Linked DNA regions of Homo sapiens: all the other regions are linked to region 1. The links are chromatin contacts, found by Hi-C or POLR2A ChIA-PET in ENCODE. All regions are on one chromosome and are shown on one strand. The core of a region is the stretch at or near the end of the contact, and the rest is flanking DNA. Distances in the headings are between cores, read along the strand shown.

Region 1 (2,700 bases), core at 73-2,572:
GTTTTAACATAATTCTGCATTAAGTTGGATAAAATTACCTCTTCTCCACTGCTATCATCTTCTTCATCTTCTGACATTTCCTCATCTTCACTATCTTCTTCTACCTCCTTTGGAGGAGGAGCCATTTTCTTGGGGTCACCTTGATTTTTACCTGCCTAAAATGGACACAAATAGATCATTACACCTCCACCTCGACATTTCAGGCCATTCATATTTTGCCATTAGTGTTCATACGCCATCATCTCCGTCCTCAGATCCATTTCTCATAGTGCCAAACACCACAACTAACATAGAAACTACTCCTGATGGCAATGCAAGAGGGACTACTCTCAACCGCCCACATTTTTCCTCCCAGGCTTTACCAACAGAAAACCTGCCCTAAGGTAAAAAGTCAACCTGAGGAAATGATTTCTCCTCCCGTTACCTTAGTTAAGCACAACCGTGTTTTAATACTACAAATCCCGGTACTTTATTCTACCACCCTCATCTGAATCCAAATTAACGGTGAAGATCATTAAGGCACTTAAAAAAATGACTACCTTGATTTTCTCATGAAGCTTATGCCTTTCCCAGCGAGACAACCCCGCCCCTTAAAGAGGCGGCGCGGCCACGTGGGGGTACCTGGTAGGCCACCACGTGCCCGAAACACAGCGCAAAAGGCACGCGGCAGAGCCACCTTCCGGGGCCCACCACGTGTCGGCTTGCCAGGCCGGGGCGGAGACATCCGAGCGCAGCCGGGACTCCGACTAGGGCCGATACCGCCATTTCCCGGCCCAAGGCACCCGGTCCCTCTGGAGATTCCAGGACCCACGCGGCGCGGCCCACGTGGCAGGCCGCGCTCCCGGGCACGTGCGTCAGGAGTCGAGTCCCAGCTCGTACGCGTCGCAAAAGTTTGGTCTCATCTCTCCACCCCGAGGCCCAGCGCCCCCTCCCCGCGCTCAGTGACTCTGTCTTTCCCGCCGCGTTCGCCGCCCCCAGCACCTGCAGAAGCTCTTCACCTCGCCACCAAGTAGCCAGAAGCCGCGAGACCTCCCCACTAATCGCGCGAGACTTCCCGCAGCATGGCGCCCTAGAACGCGCCCGGGACTGCGCGCAGGCCCTCCTCCCCGCGGCGCCGCGCTCGCCCCTCGGAAAGCAGGCCTACACGTCTGCGCTCGCGCTCAAGGCCGTTTACCTTCGCGAGCTTCACCATGATGGCGGCGGAGTGTGAAGCGGACAAGTGGCGCAGATGAGTCCAGAAGAAGCCAAGCGACGGCGATGGCGGCCGCGGGTGCTGAAGATCCCGGAGCACGTACACCCGAAGGCCAGCGAGAGCTCGAGACTGAGGCGAAAGACTGAGCCTGCCCAGTAATCGCCTGTGGAAAGGCGACGACGGCGCCCTCGTGACTCCGCGCCGACCAACCAAAGCTCGCGGCCGTCCCCATGAGCCAATCGCGAGCCTCTAACCGTGAACGGCGCGGGGCGGGGAGTAGGCGGGCCGAGGCGGCCACGGGAGGGGGAGGGGCTGGCAACGGCGCCGTGGGGGCGGGGCTCGCTTTGTGCAAGGTCCGCGCTGATTGGGCCGTGGGCGCGCGGGTCCCGGCCTGCGTCGTGGGACTGGCGTTTTTGGCGCCGGCTGTGAGGGGAGCGCGGGGGTGGTGGAATCGGGCGGTCTCCGGTTCGCCAATGTGGCTGGGTCCGTAGGCTTGGGCAGCCTTGGAGTTCCTCAGAGACCCCGCGCTCGGTCCCGGCACGCACTCACGCCGCGGCTCCTGGTGGCCCTGGAGCGAGGAGTCCGCCAGCACCGGAAGTTCAGGGACCGCGGAGTTCCCGTTGGCCCTTTTGGAGGCACAGCTTATCCCTGCTTGCCCGCGAGCATGGGGCCGGAGGCACCCCCCGGCTGCAGGCAGTCTCCTGAGAGCTGTTAATAAAGGCAGTCGCGGGTCTGTGCGAGGTTTTCTGTGAGAAATGCACGAACCTCCCCTACCCCACAGAACCTCAAGCGGGAGATATTTCTCGACATGGGGAACGGCCTCGGAGAAGTAACTTTCTGGCCTCACAGGGCAGGGAGAGGGGCCTGGGAGGGCCGACCGCAGAGCCGGGCCTTTGACCGCCCACAGGTTCCCTGGTTATTATTTGGGTCGAATGCGCCAATTAAGGTGGTGGCTGCGAAGTCAGTGTCACCAGATGGCCCGGGAGCAGGTCGAGAGCCACCGGCAGGGTTCCCCGGCGGCAGGGCGAAGGAGGCCGCCAGTGACTTCCACGGTTAGCTTTGTGGGTGGGTCTCACTCGATGCCGGGCTTAGCAAACCAGAGCATTTCCCTCCGTCCAGGGCCTGCCGGGGATCCATCCCATCCATAGGTCCAGCTATGGATCCATCCATACCTCATTGTTCCTACAGAACCAGGATATCTGCAGCTACGGCTGTACTTGTTAAAAATCACCTCAGGCCGGGCGCGGTGGCTCAGATCCGCAATCCCAGCATTTTGGGAGGCCGAGGCGCATGAACCGGGGAGGCGGAGGTTGCAGTGAGCCGAGATCGCCCACTGCACTCCAGCCTGGGCGACAGAGCGAGACTCCGTCTCAGAAAGAAAAGCATTTGTTAAGGCCGGGTGCGATGGCTCATGCCTGTAATCCCAGTACTTTGGGAGGCTGATGCAGGAGGATCGCTTGAGTCCAGGAACTTGAGACCGGCCTGGGTAATATAATGCGACCCTGTCT
Region 2 (2,700 bases), core at 201-2,700, 800 kb before region 1:
GCTTTAATTTCTAGAACTGTGGAGTCATTCAGAAAATGAGAAGAAGAGTGTTGGGTGTCTGATAAGTGAAGATAAGGGCTCAGAGGGATTGCAGGTCGTGGGGTGCGGAGGGGTGGAAGGGAAGACAGTTATGCTAATTTTTCTAAAGAAGAGCCTAGACATCAGCCCATACATAGGATCAGCTGTGGTTAGGAGGCAGCGCCTTACCAAAACCTGCAGGAACAGCCCCCTCCTCCGTCACTCTGTGCCAAGCCCAGCCCCTGTGGCTGCAGCTTGAGAAGCCCCTGATGTGCTCTCAGAGGCATTTCCCCTGGCGCAGTGGCTGGTGGGCACCTGGAACAGGAGCCCTGCAGCTTCCCCAGACTCAAGCAGGCAGTCACGGCCTTGTGCAGCCTCGACATGGCCTCTGGCTTCTCAACAAGGCCCCCAGTCCATCTGCCTCTGTGCCCGGCCTGCTGACACACCACTGCCCTCGTTCTATGCCAAGCACCTTCCAGTGTGCCACCCAGGGACCGGTGGCAGGAAGCAGGCTCCTAACAGACATGGATTGGGCTCCTGGGCACAATTACTCTACTTCTTTTTTTTTTGAGACGGAGTCTTGCTCCGTCACCAGGCTGGAGTGCAGTGGCGTGATCTCAGCTCACTGCAACCTCCGCTTCCCAGGTTCAAGCAATTCTCCTGCCTCAGCCACCCGAGTAGCTGCGATTACAGGCACGTGCCACTGTGCCCAGCTAATTTTTTTGTATTTTTAGCAGAGACAGGGTTTCACCATGTTGGTCAGACTGGTCTCGATCTTGTGACCTCGTGATCCACCCTCCTCGGCCTCCCAAAGTGCTGGGATTACAGGCGTGAGCCACCGCGCCTGGCCCACTTACTCTACTTCTGCACCCCCCACCCTGCACATAAGGAGGGTACATCAGACCCAGAGGATGGCAACCCCCCCAGACTCAGAGGCCACAGGGAAGGGCCTGCGCTGGCCCACCTTCACCTCGATGCTGACTCGCAGAGCTCCGGGAATGTGGACCAGCAGGGAAGGAAAAGGTTCCCAGATAGACTCCGGAAACAGAGCTCACATGACCCCCCTGGGACTCTCTCGTCCCCGCACTGTCCCTGCCAAGGAAAGGACAAGGCCTTGGGCCAGTCTTCTGCAGGAGGTGTCCTGGACAGGCAGTTCCCAACCCACGTGTACAGGCAGTGGCTTCAGATTTGTCTCTGGGCTGTGCTTGTTCCTCTAGGAAGGGCCCCAGCAATTCCAGCCCCAGGGAAATTTTCTCTCCTTCTTCTGGTGTGGATCAGCCAGGGCATTTCACAACCAGCTACAGATGACAAAGAACTGGTAACAGGGCCACCTCCCGTGCCCTGGTCTGGGTGTCCCGGTGAAACTGAATGAAATGAACAGCAGGTGGCCGGGGTCAAACACCAAGTTAAACAGAAGGGGACAATCTCAGCTCCCAGGCAGAGACCACGGGTGGGGGAGGGAGAGCGGGCAGGAGGTTACAGACCACGTGAATAAGAGTTCAGATCTTTGTGGTACTGGTTGGCAGTTTCCGTTCTTACACCCCAGCTTCCTTCCTGATTCTCTGCCCAGCACAAGGGGATTGGGGAACATGTCCAGCCAACTATAGCCAAAGGCAGCACAGGGCAAGGTATACAGTCAGTGCCAGTTAATGGTTAAGACAGCCAGCATATCAGGCATTGCAGTGAGCCGAGATTGCACCACTGTACTCCAGCCTGGGCAACAGAATGAGACTCCATCTCAAAAAAAAAAAAAAAAAAGAAATAGACAGCCAGCATAGGAGTCAGACAGGATCCCAACTCCACACTTGAACTCTCTAAGCCTCGGTTTCCTCATCTGTAAAATAGTGATAACATTGAAGACCATCTCACAGGGATGCCAAGAAAATTAAATGAGAAACTCTATGGAATGCACTTAGGACAGGGCCTGGCACATAGTAGGACCTCAATAAATATTAGCCATACTATCAACTTGACTGAGAATGGTAGTTGAAGAACCAGTGGGCTCCACACAATCTCATATTAGAGAATCTGACTCTCCAGGCAGGCGTGAGAGTCAGTGCATGATGATTAAATCCTTTGAGGCACACGGGGGAAATGTGTCCTGCCTAGGGCTGTCTTACTTCTCTTCCTCACCCCTGTTGGCCTCAGTATCTGGAACTGCACCATAGAGATGAGTCCCTTTGGGTAGTGCCAGGCAGCGACTCAGATCCCAGGGTTCCAAATAGAGACACAGGGGCACTGCTGTACTGGGGGCATGGAGGGCTATAGCATGGGCCGGCTTAGGGGTGTGGTTTGAGCACCCCAGTTCCCCATAGGCCTGATTCCCCACAGAGCTCAGATGTAGAAGGGCCTGGCAGATCGGGCAACCAAAGCTCCTTTCCCTAACCTCACAAGGTCCAGAACCCCAAGATTTAGACTTTCTTCCTTTCCCCAGCCCCCTTATCACCACTTCCTGGCACTCAGCTCCTGCATCTGAGAAATGAGTATGGTACCAGGGTTGTGGTTAGGCTCAAATGAGCAACCCATGCAAAATCCTTTGAACCGAGCTAGACATAGGTGTGGTATTAGTTTGATAGGGCTGCCATTACCTAGATCCACAGACCGGGTGCCTTAAGCAACAGAAGTATACTTCCTCATGATTCTGGAGGCTGGAAGTCTGAGATCCAGGTGTTGACAGGGTTG
Region 3 (2,700 bases), core at 82-2,581, 850 kb after region 1:
AGGATTGAAGGCTTTCCTCCTGGGCGGGCTGCTCAGGTTGCAAGGTAGATCCTATATTTTTAAGCCCTGTAGAGTCTCAGCTGTCCCATTTTGAGGGTTATGCATCCTACATGGGTTCACAGAATCCCTTTCGCTGAGACTTGGAGGAATGAAGAGGACAGAGAGGGTCGAGACCCAAACCGAGCAGGCCCCGGAGGCCTCAGGGCCCTGGGGCTGAAGGGAGCTCCCTAGCCCGAGAATGCCCCTCACTATTCTCACACTCCACCTTTTGCAGCCCAAATACCCATGGATGCCCCAAGAGATTTCCCTATGAGACAGAAAATTCTAGAACACCAGGAACTCTCAAAACTAGATATTTCAAAACTCTTAAAGACCTTAAAGAGTAAATGTTTTCATTGTCGATTTAACATAGAGTTACATTAAGCAGCTAACACTTTCCCTTTCTTGAATAAGATTTCCTGTCTGTCACGTTGCCATTTGCTTTCTTCATGTTTTTGCGATGGACTGCAGCTCCCTCCATTCTGGGGAGCCTCCTGGCGCTGCAGCAATCCAGCATGACTCGGAGCTCTTTGATTTTCTTTCCCAGTTACTTTATAGCACATGAAGATGTGTTCTTACCAGTGACAGAGGGTCGGTGAGAATGACCATTTTTGTTTTCCGTATATCTGTACCTGCCACATCCATACCTTTCTCAGAAGGTCCTGGAATGACTCGTTTCTCTCTCTGCCTCTCTGGGTATTTCTCCAACCACAGGTTTGCATCCCCAGGGGGAAGCCAGCTCTCTGGTCCCTCATGCTAAGCTTTTTAAGCAGATAGTACTGCCAGGCGGTCTTTAAACCCAAGGAGGCTTGCCCCTTCCCAAGACTTCAAGGAGTTCTAGAAGAGACTGTGATATTCAGGCCAGGTCCCTGTTTGATGAACAGGGACACTCAATTCCTGGCAAGTGGGGTGAGCGCCTCCAGCCCTCCCCACCCCCATACCGGTGTGCTGGCCCAGACCCAGGGCATATTCAGGTACTTAAAGTAGCAAATGTCTCTGCTGTAAAAACCCTCACTCCGGTACTGAAAGCCCAGAGCCCAGGCTCAGGCCACAGAGGTCTGAGATATACTCTCAAGGAGGTTAGCCCATAAAAGAAACAGGTCATAGGACTGCATGTTGGGTTTGAGCCTGAAGAAAGGTGCCCATGGTTGTCATCTTCTGTGGCTGCCTGGCAGGTAACCAGATGTGCTTGGCTCTCTTAGCTTTTGGCTGTGCTATCTGTGGGGTAGTGTTTCTGATCTGTCTTCACTGCCACTCCCAGCTCTCTGAGGCTTTGTGGCTTTTTCTTGGTGGTTGGGCAGGAAGCCTCTAGAGCCTGAAGGAATTGCTGTGCTTGATGACAGGCACAGGCTATCAATGGCTATAAATCGCCTAGTGGCTGCTTCACGTATTGAAGAAGAACATGTTTGCTGTCTGTTCTGCGGATGCTTCTCTGATGGCCGGAACACAGCTGCGAAAAGATTTCGTAGAGTGACTCAGAGCAAGCGCCCAGCTCATGCCCACTGAATTAAGCAAGAGGAAGTGGCCAACTTCCGCAGCTGCTCTGAAAGCCCAACACAGCAAGGCCTGGCTGAGATGAACAACATAGATCATTCCACTGACTTTGGGCTACCCCCAAGCCAACCCCATGTGACCCCACACCTACCCCAAAGCTAGGTGAGACCCAGGGTCCACCCTCCAAGCCCGGGTTACCAGTAGGGGGTAGGTGCCAAACTGGAGAGTAGACTGTGATGAATGGGTAGCAGAGATGGCAGAGGACATGGCTCATCACCTGGGGTCGGGGACCCCGCTCTCAGCAGCTCCCTTCCCTGAGTGCCCTGGCATTGGTGTGTCTGTGTGTTCGCGAGCCCTGGCATGCCACTGCGGCTTCACAGTAGCCTCCTGGGCAGCGGCTCATCAGCTTCCAGCACAGCCTTTGTTGTTCTATAAATCTGTTAATGTTTGTGCTACCTAGAATAAGAAGGAAGGAGTCATTCTACAGAGAGGATTTATTCTTCCAGGCGCCAAAACCTTGTTCCTTACGATTATGTCCTGTTCTTTAATGGGGTCCCCTGTACTCCACAGTGTCATTCGCCTCCACACTAGATGTCCACACAATGCTGTGTATTTTCACTGATTTTGCTGGGGCCCTGCCCTGTCTTTGTCTCTGCCTTTACAGTCAGGGCCAGTTGTCACTTCTCCGTGGCTGTCCGGAGAACCTGTAGCACCCTCTCCAGCCACTCCAAGCATGAGGCTTTGTGGGGAGCGTGGAATCTGTGAGGAAGCCGAGGCAAGCTGTTAGGATTCTGTTCAATGGGAGGAAAGGCTCTGAGTGAGGTGGGAAGGAAGGACTTCCCAGGAGGCACACTTGGGTTCCCGGCCCCACCTCTGCGCTGGCTGCCCACAGGCCCTGCTTCTGCCTATTTCCTGGTTCTGCTTCATGTTTCAAAGACATAAGATCAAATGTGATTAAGTTTTAGGTAAGCAAGATATTGTGCTTATTATTGAATTGTTCTTCTTTAGTTTAACAGCCCTCCAGTTTAATCTAAATCTGTTTCCTGTCATTAAGTCTTTGGTGTAGATAAAAGATCAGTTAGCTGGTCGCTATCTTTTGTGTCATAAATCTTCTAGGAAACCATTGTTGTGATTTTTCATTGTACCGTTCCTGAAGAGGAAGGAACT

The links. Hi-C counts contacts between places; a loop is a spot of excess contacts on that map. ChIA-PET counts read pairs that join two places held with the same protein, here RNA polymerase II (POLR2A). Pooled maps may share reads with other maps.
Region 2: a pooled map shows a loop between it and region 1 (8-fold over the local background). The contact joins the enhancer-like site here to the promoter of NCL in region 1. A Hi-C loop is called at or near these places in 5 of 50 pooled maps. POLR2A ChIA-PET finds 5 or more read pairs at or near these places in 3 of 52 experiments (GM10248, H1 and activated T-cell).
Region 3: a pooled map shows a loop between it and region 1 (5-fold over the local background). The contact joins the enhancer-like site here to the promoter of NCL in region 1. A Hi-C loop is called at or near these places in 4 of 50 pooled maps. POLR2A ChIA-PET finds 5 or more read pairs at or near these places in 2 of 52 experiments (CD4-positive, alpha-beta T cell and CD4-positive, alpha-beta memory T cell).

Annotation. Positions count from the first base shown.
Region 1 is chr2:231,463,162-231,465,861 of GRCh38, forward strand. It overlaps NCL (nucleolin), which reads right to left and starts at 1,323. Exons shown (of 14, transcript NM_005381.3): 1 at 1,175-1,323; 2 at 39-155. The coding sequence starts at 1,192. RefSeq lists enhancers at 391-1,062, 968-1,017, 1,063-1,732, 1,078-1,267, 1,778-1,877 and silencers at 582-951, 1,298-1,647.
Region 2 is chr2:230,659,306-230,662,005 of GRCh38, forward strand. No RefSeq gene overlaps it. Among named protein-coding and RNA genes, the nearest start is that of LINC01907, 40 kb to the right of the region's middle. RefSeq lists a cis regulatory region at 1-447 and enhancers at 1-134, 769-1,325. Within about 2 kb of position 1,451, at least 18 of the 41 ENCODE cell types and tissues checked have a DNase peak (open chromatin) inside an H3K27ac peak, as active enhancers do.
Region 3 is chr2:232,314,245-232,316,944 of GRCh38, forward strand. All of the region lies in intron 14 of DIS3L2 (DIS3 like 3'-5' exoribonuclease 2), which reads left to right. Among named protein-coding and RNA genes, the nearest start is that of ALPP, 63 kb to the right of the region's middle. RefSeq lists an enhancer at 1,125-1,294. Within about 2 kb of position 1,332, at least 22 of the 41 ENCODE cell types and tissues checked have a DNase peak (open chromatin) inside an H3K27ac peak, as active enhancers do; they include CD4-positive, alpha-beta T cell, where a contact is called at or near this core.